Regions from separate parts of the Mus musculus genome. Here region 1 is linked to region 2. A link is a contact called in ENCODE POLR2A ChIA-PET data. All regions are on one chromosome and are shown on one strand. Each heading gives the region's core, a stretch centred on a gene start or an enhancer-like site at or near the end of the contact. The rest is flanking DNA. Distances are from core to core; before and after follow the strand shown. Region 1 holds the start of Itga2b (integrin alpha 2b). Region 2 holds the start of Slc25a39 (solute carrier family 25, member 39).

Region 1 (5,897 bases), core at 1,100-3,599, 62 kb after region 2:
CTTCCCCCAACGTGTCCCTACCCTGGATTTGCTCCCTTTGACTTGTCCACAGTACCCACCACAATGACGTCATTCCAGCTGACGACCGACGCCCCAAGTCCTTGCCCGGTCTTGAAGGTTTGGAAAATTTGGAAGCCTAGGTTTCGTGTCTCATCCCCTGGAGGGCACAAGTAAAGGTGGAGCTCTGGAGCCCGGCCATCCATTTCCACCTGGGGACCCCCTTTCCCCTTCATTCTTGAGACTCACTGAGGTCGAAGAGCAACGGGTTGCACTTGCCACCATTGGCCTTCCAGGGGCACAGGAATACGGCTCCAGTCTCCTCTTGACTTGCGTTTAGGGCCCTGGGGGCGCCCACCACGATGGACACGCTGTGTAGGAAAGCTGGATGAGCACAGGTTATGGCCTTTCTATCCTGCCCGGTGCCCACTGCCCCAGCAGTACCTGGAAGGAGGCGTGGCATAGGAAAAACTGGACCACCTTTCCTCACAGATAGTCCTTTGAGGACAACCTCTTCATTTTAGCTGAAAGTGGATTCTTAGGAAATTAACCTGAGACTAAACCAGTTGGTTTGGTTTGGATGGGAAGGCTTTAATAATCCTTACTGAAAAGACCTGTTATGCTTCCTTTGTACACCGATTTCCCTCACCCTCACTCCCTCCCAACAAGAACCAGACAAAATGTCTGCCTGTCAAACTTCTAGAGAGATCCCTTAGCTAGACCTGGTTGAAAGGGGGAAGGCCGGGGAGAGCTCACTGGGATGTACGGTACTGACAGGGTTGAGGAGCCTAGCAGATCTCTGTTTAAATCAGGCCTGCCATATGTAAAATGGAGGTAATGACAACCAATGTTGCTGTTGGAAGAGTAAATGCAATAATTGTATGAGAGGTATTTAGTATGATCCGGCAACATGCTTTTGTAAACGTGTGCGTTAATAAACACACAGGATGCTTATTAAATCGTGCCCATGTGACCAGACCTTGGGGAATGAAGCAGGAGACCGGAAGAAAAGAAAGGAGTTGAACAGAGGCACTCAGGAGCTCTGATGCCAGGAGGGTTTCGTTTGGTTGGTTTTGTCTATTTGTTTTGAGATAGGCTCTCTCTATGTAGCTCTGGCTGTCCCGGAGGAAACTCACTATTTGGATTAGCAGGCTGGCTCTGCCTAACTCTGCTTTCCAGTAAAGGAGATTGGTTAAAGGTGTCTGTCATGACACCCATCAGGAATTCTATGTATTTATTCTGATGGAGTCTTGTTATGTGGCCCTGGCTATTTAACTTGTGGTAGTTCTCCTGCCTCAGCTTCCAAGTCCTGGGTTTGCAAGCACATGTTACCACACTCAGCTAGAGAAGTGCCCTTTAGAATCATTAGAATTGAGGCAACCCTGGGTTCTTCCCCATCACGAATAGTCTCTGCGTGCAAGCCATCTTGGGAAGGGGACCTGATTTTTGATGAAGTGGCTCTCTCAGGCAGAAGAAATAATTTCTTGCAGCTGTCTTTGAGAATAATTACTATTCCCCAGTCCTGGGCAATCCAGTGTCCATCTCAATAAGTCACTCAGGATAAACACAGCTATGTAGATGAGCCAGGAGTCTGACCTCAAAGCCTGATCCATACTGACTGTTAGTAATCTAATACTTCTTTTCAAACATCTGTAATTTGGAAGGAGGTGAGGCATGGAACGGAGGAAAGCAAGGTGTACCAGGTAGGTACTTGTAGCTTTGCCAGTCAGTTTAGGGTGAGGGGAGGGAGGTAAAGCCGGTCACATCACTGACACTTGGGGAAAAGGAAAAAGGAAGACATCAGCTTTAAACTTTTGTGCTCATCTCCCCATTGCTATCTCTCCCCAGTACCCACCCTGGAAACGGTCCTCCATTGACAGGAGCTCCACTCAGACCGGAGAACTGACCTTGCTCATCTAGGTACTGAGAGAGTCCACAGGAGCAATTCGAGGGTGCAGACCTCTCTTAACGCCCATATGTCCTTTAGCGCTCACCTTCCATGTTTGTCCTTATGAAAGTCCACTGAGAAGCCAAAGTGGCTGCCATTGGGACCTGCATAGACGGAGAACTTCTCAGAGTCCAGGTTCAAGGCCCAGACTGGAGGAACAGCACTAGGACCCAAGAACAGTGGTGTCCACTGCAGAAGCCACAGGGAATGCCATGCGCAGGAGGCTCTGGCCATCTTCCTTCTTCCCAAACGTCCTAAACAGGAATGGGCCAGCTCTTTCCCTTTCCCTGAAGTTCCCACCACCGGAAGTTTCAGCTTATCAGACTGGAGCTCATGGCTGAGCAGCAGGCATGGCAGAGGGCAATAGCCTCTAGACGTCGACTAGGACGGGGGAGGGCCCACCCCGGGGATGGATGCTGATGGCTGGAAGTCACTGCTTCCCCTTCCTCTCCAGGAAAGCTCACCTCCATGTCCTGTTGTCTCTGTTTCTCAGCCACAAGCCCGGCAATCCCCTTTCTCTTTCTCTTCCTCTGTCACTGTGAAAGTCCAGCCACCATCCCTTTCTGCCTGGGAAAGTATAACCATGAATTCGCTGCCTGGCTCACTTTGCCATGGCCCACAGTTGTACAGCTCTTACCTCCCCCATGCAGCTGACCATCCTGCTCTTGAATGCTGTGATGTGGCCAAGGGGAGAGGAAGGAGTAAGCAAGCTGTTCTCCCCTGATAAGACCAGAGGCTGTCATCATTTTGAGTAGGACATTTACCCACTTCCTCCCCCATGAGCCTTTGGGCAGCCTCAGCCGGTTGCATTTGACCATCACTTTCCTCACGTCTCCATCTTGAACCAAGTCTTAGTGTGGTTACACTGGAGCCTTCAATACTGGGCAGAGGGGTGATGAATGGGTCTTGGCCTAAGTGGGGGGAGATGGAGCTAAAAGGACATCATTCTGAGGTGCGGCGTTCACAGTCCTCGAGGTTGAGCACCAGCTGTTCAAGTGAACAGCTTTGCTCCTTTTTGGTTGACAGTATCTACATAAATAAAATAGATTGAAAGATAGCTAGAATAGAACCTTCCAGAACTGTTTGTGGACGGAGTCACTGACTAGGAGAAACCTCGTGAGTCCTCAGGATGGCACCATGGCATACACACACATGGGCATGGTACCTGATGGCACTTTTTACTGGGTTGAGTACCCGAGTCCTTTGAGAGCAAGGGTTCTTTCTGCTGTCCTAGGGCCTAGCCCACAGCCCAGCATGTAGTGCTGCTGAAAGGCTGAATCTGAAGTCTTCCTAAAGGATGGAAGGAGTAAACAAAGTGAGGAGGGTCAGATTCTGCGTAGAAATATTCTTCTCGGGCTGGAGAGATGATGGCTCAGTGGTTAAGGGCACTGACTATTCTTCCGAAGGTCCTGAGTTCAAATCCCAGCAACCACATGGTGGCTCACAACCATCCATAATGAGATCTGACACCCTCTTCTGGTGTGTATGAAGACAGCTACAGTGTATTTACATATAATAAATAAATAAGTCTTTAAAAAAAAAGATCCTTCTCTATGGGGGTAGGGGGCAGAGAGCAGAAGAGCACCACGCATGCCCTGATGGTCTTGCTTGCCTTTTGCCCCAAGGCAAAGGGTCGTAGGACTATAGCCACACCCTCCTTTAAGTCTTTTCTTTTTTCCCCTCCTTTTCTGCAGTGCTAGGGATAGCCTTTCGAATGCAGGACAAGTGCTCTACCATGAAGCCATGTCCCCTCCATCTTTATTTCCATGAATTAACCACTGCCTTATCCTACTTTACCACTCTCCCCTCTTCTGAAGCACTCCTAACTCTTCCCTTCCTCGCATGCCTCCCCTTAGCACACAGCCTAACATTTTACCCCTCACTAAGCAGAAAGCTCCTTGGATTTTATTCAGGGCTCTCTTCACTGGTGTGTTTCCAGTGCCAAAACATGACAGGTATGTAGTCAGTCACACACCAGTGTCTGCTGACCCTCTGTCTCCCTACTGTTCCCAGATAAGTGCTTCCTGAATTGTTGGTCTGTTCTGTGTAGCCCAATATTGACTCACATCACATGGTAGTTTTTTGCCTTACAATTAAAAAAATTTTTTTTTAATTTATTTACGTATGTGAGCACACTGTCACTGTCTTCAGAAACACACTAGAAGAGGGCATTGGATCCTATTACAGATGGTTGTGAGCCACCATGTGGTTGCTGGGATTTGAACTCAGGACCTTTGGAAGAGCAGTCAGTGCTCTTAATCCCTGCGCCATCTCTCCAGGCCCTTGCCTTGGATTTTTTTTAACCACAGTTTAAATCCGTTTTGTGTATGTATGTATGTATGGGCATGTGTGCCAAGGCATGAATATGGGGGTTCACAGCTTTTTTTTTTTTTTTTTTTTTTTTCCGAGACAGGGTTTCTCTGTGTAGCCTTGGCTGTCCTGGAACTCACTCTGTAGACCAGGCTGGCCTCGAACTCAGAAATCTGCCTGCCTCTGCCTCCCAAGTGCTGGGATTAAAGGCGTGCGCCACCACGTCTGGCGGGTTCACAGCTTTTAAAAATTGGTTTTCTTCTACCATGTGGGTCTCAGGAATTGAACTCCAGCCATCAGGCTTGGCACTGAGTGCTTTCACTCACTGAGCCTTCTCCCTGTCTTTGTTCCTTCACTCTTACCCCTTGTGGCCTCTTTTCAAATCAGGGTCTCAATAGCCCAGGCTGGCCTTAAACTTCAGATCTTGCTGCCTCCACCTCTGGAGCTGAGACTCCAGGGATGCCACTACTAATGCTGGTTTATGCACTGGAGTAGACTCTTTGTTGTTGTTTTTCAAGACAAGATTGCTCTGTGTATCCATGGCTATCCTGACATTTTGTAGACCATGTATGTTAACCTCAAACTCAAAGAGATCTGCCAGCATCTGCTTCCCAAGTGCTGGGATTAAAAGTGCATACCATGTGACAAGCTTTATTATTATTATTTTTTTAAACGTATTGTTCACGTGTGTGTGCTTATTAGCACCATGTGTGTACAAGTGCCACAGAGGCCAGAGGGTTTTGGTTCTGCAGTTACAAGCAGTTGTTAACTGCCTGATGCGGATGCAGAGAAGAGCAGTAAAGCCTCTTAACTGCGTCTCTCCAGCTCCACTTACCAGAGTTTTAGAAAACAATTTCTATTGTTTGAGACATAAAAGCTACAAAGACAAGTCAAGAGTCTTAACTCAGTCTAGAGCAGGTTAAGCCCAGGACACTCAGGACCGCCACCCGGGGACAGCAAGTACGCCTTGGAGAACAGAAATTACGAAGTGGCTCTAGAAAGTGGATCCGGCTGGGACTATTTTAGGAAGACAAAGACTAGCCTCAGCAGAGTTCTGGGTATACTGTCCACAGGTGGAATGCCACAGGTAGGATTCAAGCACAGGTTGCTTTGTCTGGTTGACACTGGGAATAATACACGTAACCAGAGCAGGAGACCAGAGCTCAGGAATCAAGAGGAGGAAGTAGAGGGCTAAGTGAGGAGTGCGTAAGGGGTGGGTGGGTTATGAGGGCAGGAATGGCAGGCAGGGACTCACAACACTGAAGGGGACTTGAACGCCACACTAAGGAATTTGAACATCTATTTATCAGAGATGGAGCGTTCTAAAGATTTTCATTTTATTTGAGACAGGGTTTCACTATGCAGACCAGGCTGGTCTGGAATTCGAGAGATCTGCTTGCCTGTTGCTCCCTGAGTGCTGGGATTAAAGGTTGTGTTAACATGGCCAGCTATCTAAAGATGTTAGGAAATCAGAGATTAAGTCACCAGGTTTAGTGAGATGGCTCAGGGGCAGCAGAGGTCTGCAGGCTTAATGGTGCGCGTTCCATCCTCATTGTACAAGGTGGCAGGGGTACCAGCTCTACATGCTTGCCAGCGTTCAAGTACAAAATAAAATTAGGAAACAGATTGTGCTGGCTAGGTT
Region 2 (5,862 bases), core at 1,578-4,077:
CCCAGCTGCTGCCCCAGGGCCTGAGGGTTTAACATACTCCCCCACCCCCAGGCTAGCAAGAGGCTGGGACTGGGACCCAGAAGGTCAATGGTTAGTTGTGCTCACTTCGGGCGAGGGCACCAGCCACCATGGGTGCGTAGAGGTCAGAGGTCAAGGACTGACCACACAGGAAGGCCTTGAGTTGGTCGTAAGCAGTGAAGTAGATAGCAGTAGCTGGCACGGTCATCACCCTGGGAGTATGGAGAGGCCAGGAAAATCACTTAAGGGCTCCCAAACCTCTCAAGCACCCCCTTCCCTACCCAGCCATGACTAGGGTACTCACAGGGTGGCTGGGAGGCCGCTCCACAGGGTCCTAGTGCCCTCATGCCGCACAATCTTCACAAAGGCATCCTGACCAAGCCAGCAGGCAGCCCAGGGAAAGAAGACAGAGATGAACAAGGCCTGCGATGGACTGGCTCAGCCTCTGCCTAGAGTCTTGCTTGAGTCCTGAGAAGAGCCAGTTAGCTCTACACTCACACCCCACTCCACGCCCCCCAACTTGGTTCTAGGTGGACTCCTAGTCCACCCCTTAAACCTTAAGGAAGTGGATGGACGTTGGTGCTACACATCTTTAGTCTCAGCACTCGGGAGGTGGAGAAGGTGGATCTCTGGGAGCTTGAGGCCAGCCTGGTCTATTACAAGAAGAACCCTATCTACCACTACCCCCCACACACACACAAACCTAAACAAACAAACCACACAAACCCCCACCCCCACCCCCAAAACCACAAAAAGCAAAGAACAAAACAATTCCATAGTAAAGAACTTTACTAGTGTGTATTACGCTATTAGGTCCTGTTTTTGATTCTCAGCATCAGGACCAAAAAGCTTTCTGAAGGAACAGCCTCCCAGGTAAGCCCTTCCTACACTGAACAACCACCCCATTTGCTTTCCATTCCCCACACCGGCAGCCTAGCCAAATCCAAATCGAGTCCCTCAGAGACACATTGATTCTGCTCCTTACCAAGGTGCCAGTGAACCGTGTGGGGTCCTGAAACCAGGTGGCACAGCGGGTACCATTTGGGCACAGGTACAGGGGCTCCAGGACTCCATTGCAGTATAGGAGGCACTTCCCTGGGGACTGTAGAGCGGAGGATGCTGGGAAAGGGAACGGACATTAGGGTGGAAGGGCCTGGAGCCTTGCTGGGTGACATAGCTGGGTCAATATGTGGCTATTCCAGTGTCAGAAAGCTGACTAATGTGGCCTCAAAGTATGGGGGGGCAGGAGGGGATCTCGAGAGAGGGTTTCTCTGTGTAGCCCTGGCTGTCCTGGAACTCACTCCATAGACCAGGCTGGCCTCAAACTCAGAAATCCGCCTGCCTCTGCTTCCCAAGTGGGACATTAAAGGTGCGCACCGTGCACCACCACTGCTGGGCTCATGTACTACTCTATGATCATGGGTAACCCAGGTACTCGAGGGATACTCAACACTTCTTCCCTGGGCCCTCCCAAGGGCCTGGGGCTTGGGGCACTCACATTTGGTGTAGGAGAGACTCCAGAATCTGGAGGGAGTTGTCAATTCTGAAACACAAAGGTCAGCCCTGGTGGTCAGGAATGCAGCCTCCCCCACTAGAACCCCATCTCTGGGAAATCCTTATTTTGTCAGGCAGCTCGCCTTGATCTGGTACTCACCGCTGGTTGCCGAGGGTCTCTGAGACTGAAGGCGGACCTTCACCACATCCAGGGGTGTCACTGGGGAAGGAGGTAGGTCTGAAGGTTCCTTCAGGACACCACTCACCCTCTTCTTTATCAGAACCAAACTGCCTCCAACCTTTAGCCCACATTAACCCCCAGCTGCCCCATCCCCCATCTCCCCAGGTCTTACTGAAGAGGGAGGTGACCACAGCCCCGGCTCCTGAGGCCACCATTTGCTGAAGGGGGCTAATGCCCCCAGGGTCCTGATCATCCATCTTGGAATTTCAATCCTGAAAACACACACCACAGTCAAATGGAGCTTACCCCCTGACAAGGCAGGCCTGAGTGGGGGGAGTGGGGAGCAAGCATGAGCTAAGGTGCTCTGGGACTTTAACGACAGCGCACTCAGGTCTCATCCAGAGTTTGCCTCTATAATCTTTAAAATCTAGAAATGTGCTCACTTTGCCGAGGGGAAAACTAAGGCTCAAAGGTTGCTGTGACCTTCAAGGTTACGTCATTCGTTTGGAAAGAAGCTAGAATAGCCGTCGGCCAAAGACAGTGATGGCTATTTTCTCAGCCACATGCTCCTCCAGACCAGAGGCCGAAAGATCAAACACCTGAGCCCCTCCACCCAACATCTGGGCGGACACATGAGCGCCCCGGGCGAGGAGAGGTCGAGTCGGGCACCGAGAGAAACGTGTAAACAAATCTGCTGATAGAGGAAGGTCCACCTTCCTTCCCAAGATTGCTGGCCCTCCCCCACACTGCCTGCCTGGGGCCAGAGAGGACAGGCCGTGAGGCCTGGATGGCAGGACATTCTCTGTCTGCCTCCTCTCTCTCTTAAACACAAGCCGCGGAGATGGAAGCAGAGACCTAGTAACAAACCCTTTCACCGAGACTCGGCCGCACTCCATGCCCAGGCCCAGTAAAGGGGTTCACGGAGAGGCCCACCCCCTTCCCGCGGCCTCGATTCCCCTCCCAGCCGGGGACCCTCGGAGAACCCACTCCAGCCCAGGCCCGCCCACCTGGCTCGGAGCCGGTCCTTGCGCCGCGCCACGCCAGGGGCCTGGCGGGCCCATAGCGGCTCCGCGGCCGGTGCAGGGTCCGCGCGTGCCCGCTTCGCACAGCGGCCGCCCGGGAGAGCGGTGAGACCGGCTCCGCCCCCAGAAGGCGAAGCCCCGCCCCGTGGCCGACCGGCCGCGCGCACGGAGTGCAACGAGCTCCGCCCACTCGCGGCCCTCCTCCCACCCCCCCAGTTCCGCCCTTGCGCCGCGGCCGCGTGGGCGGGTCGCCGCGGCCCCGCGCTCCTTGCGGCCGGCAGGTCAAGGTCGCCGACTGGACGGCGCTTGCACCCGGCTCCAGTAGCTCTCCTCTGCCCACGCCCTGCAGGAGTGTTGTCCGGGGAGTCCAGACCTGCGATCGCTGGAACTTTCCTGACCGCTTGGGTATTGCTGCTCCGCGTCCTTTTACGAGGCAGCTGCCGCGAGGGTCGGTTCTTCAAGGTCATCAGAGTGTGGGACAGCAATGGCAAACATCTGCCCACTTAGCTCCGTGGCGGGAGTTTACGATTTATGGCGAGCCTGTTGGCTGGAATCACCATCCTCTTTTACGGATGATGAAACGGGGTTGCAACCCCAGAACGCTTTATGACCTGCAGGGCAGCCTTGTCAGCCGACCTGCAACCTGGGCTAGACGTGGTGTGGCCCTGGGCAAATTTACAGGACCTCTTTGGGCCGAGGACACAGAGAACGTAGAGCAAGAAAGAAAACCAGTGTTTCGCGACAGATCTTAGACTGTTACCACTTTTAATACTTAGAAGTTTTTTGTTTCTTTCCCCCAAGACGATCTACGTAACCTTTGCTGGCATAGTTTCCAATGTAGGCCAGAAATGGCCTCTACCAAAACTTTTCATAGTAGGTAATTACAGACGTAGGTACCCCCATTTTACAGAAAATGAAATGGACTCAAGTTAAAACTTTTGCCGCTGCCTTCCCCGGTGGGCTTGCAAACAGCGCTGTTTCCGCACCAGCTCAGTACCCGGCACCCCACCGCCCGCCTCGCCTCTAAGACTTCCAAGCTAAAACGGTGTTAACAGAAACTGGAACACGCGGTGTGAGGCTGCACCTTTAAGAAGAAAAGGCCGCGGCTTTGACGTCACTACCGTCTCCGCCCCTCAGTCCCCAACTGGTTGCAGACCGCGCTGGAGCCGCCCAGCCAGCCCAGCTAGCACGTGGATTCCAAGTGGCCAACCATAACTTTACCCTGAGAAAACCCTTTCGGCATTTCCATGGCTCGGATCCTCCAGCTTTGGGGGCGGAGTGAGAGCAAACGGGTAGTTAGGAAAGCAGCCAATGATCAAAAGGCCCGGGCAGTCGGTTGGCCGTGAGGCAGAGGCGGCAGGAGAGTCACGAGTGAAGTGTCGCTTGTGCTGCCCTGTCCTATCCTGTGTCCTCTCACCCCAAACCTGGCTTAAAAGTAACACAAAAGCTGGGCATGGTGGCGCACGCCTTTAATCCCAGCACTTGGGAGGCAGTGGCAGACGGATTTCTGAGCTCGAGGCCAGCCTGGTCTACAAAGTGAGTTCCAGGACAGCCAGGGCTATATAGAGAAACCTTGTCTCGAAAAACCAAAAAAAAAAAAAAAAAAAAGGTAACACAAAAGTCGTTTCATAAGCTGTCGGTTCAGTTGGGAATCCAGCGCCTGCTAAGGCCATTTCAACCTCAAAGTTAATGTTTTACCACGTTTCTGAGCAGAGATGATTTTTCTATTCTGTAGAGAAGAAAACTGAAGGCCCTGTGTATAATCTCTTCTCTCCCCCTCTCTCTCTCCCTCTCTCCCTCCCTCCCTTTCTTGTTTATGATTTGGGGTTTGGCTTTATTTTCTGTTTGTTTTGAAGCAGTGACTCATAGCCCAGGCTAACCCGAAACTCCATGTTTAGGCAAGAATTACTTCGAACTCCTGCCTCCCAGATGCTGGGATTACAGGCATGAAAGACCATAACCAGCGGTAATTAATTCTTTGCCCACCCCTTACCCCAACTTCCAGTTTATAGATGAGAAAAGAGTCCCCTGAAGTCACTCAAAAGATCCTATTTGCTCTCAATGAGGTCACTGCCTCAGCAACATGACTCCCAGTGTCTGTCCGAGGCCATCTGCAGTCTGTAGGAATGTCCGGAGTAACGAGGTTACTAGAACTACAGACCTGGAGGAAGCAGTGAGTTTCCAGGGGCCCTGGAGGCAGCTTGTGGCCATCATACAGATAAAAAGGCCCAAGCAATCACTTCTCACTGAGACTTCTGAGAACGGAGCAGCAGATGGAATGAACTGGTATCAAAGCTGGCCTGGCCAGGAGCTCGAGCAGGGCAAGCCCCAGGGAGGGCAGGAGCTGGGAGACCTCCAGCTTGCATCCCCAAAGCCTGTGGAAACATTTCCAGGTAGAGGCAGAACTTCAATCCAATATCAAGATCTAAGCAACAACTCTCTGTCTAAGGCCAACACTGTCACCATCTAGCGGGACTTTCCAGAGGCAAAGAGCCAGAGCCTCTGTCCAGCCACTGAATCCCCCCCCCACCCCCCAAGAGAAATCCAAAGTTCAGACCCAGGGAGGGCTGACCAGTGGAACCAGGAAGGGGAGGGCAGCAAAGCCACAGAGAAATGGGAGAAAAGGGGCCTCTGTGACGTGGAGAGCAGAGGCCACAAGCACTCGTTTTTTTGTTTTTGTTTTTTTGGTGTTTTGAGACAGGTTCTCACTATGTAGCTATTGGCTGTCCAGGAATTCACTATATGCACCAGGCTGGCCTTGAACTCCCAGAGATCCACCCACATCTGTCTCCCAAGTGCTGGGGTTAGAGGTGTGTGCCAGCATCCTTGATCTTAAGCCACACACACTGGGTTGTTTAGGAGCAAATGAATCTAAAGTCTCAAATGGTGAGGGGGGGAGGGGAGGGGGAGGGCAGAGCAAGAATACCAGAGCTAACTTTGGTATATTGGGGCTCATTTTTTTTAAACTTTCATTCTTTTTTTTTTTTTTAAGGTTTCTTTATTATCTGTAAGTACACCATAGCTGTCTTCAGACACACCAGAAGAGGGAATCAGATCTTGTTACGGATGGTTGTGAGCCATCATGTGGTTGCTGAATTTGAACTCAGGACCTTTGGAAGAACAGTCAGGGGCTGGTGAGATGGCTCA

What was found. ChIA-PET counts read pairs that join two places held with the same protein, here RNA polymerase II (POLR2A).
Region 1: POLR2A ChIA-PET joins it to region 2 with 23 read pairs in embryonic stem cell. The contact joins the promoter of Itga2b here to the promoter of Slc25a39 in region 2. POLR2A ChIA-PET finds 5 or more read pairs at or near these places in 3 of 5 experiments (Patski and embryonic stem cell).

Annotation. Positions count from the first base shown.
Region 1 is chr11:102,467,534-102,473,430 of GRCm38, forward strand. It overlaps Itga2b (integrin alpha 2b), which reads right to left and starts at 2,350. Exons shown (of 30, transcript NM_010575.2): 1 at 1,992-2,350; 2 at 247-368; 3 at 60-157. The coding sequence starts at 2,179.
Region 2 is chr11:102,404,690-102,410,551 of GRCm38, forward strand. Slc25a39 (solute carrier family 25, member 39) reads right to left here and starts at 2,828. Exons shown (of 12, transcript NM_026542.3): 1 at 2,701-2,828; 2 at 1,866-1,965; 3 at 1,673-1,732; 4 at 1,517-1,561; 5 at 1,004-1,137; 6 at 323-390; 7 at 106-230. The coding sequence starts at 1,950. Mir6930 (microRNA 6930) reads right to left here and starts at 298; the gene lies at 231-298.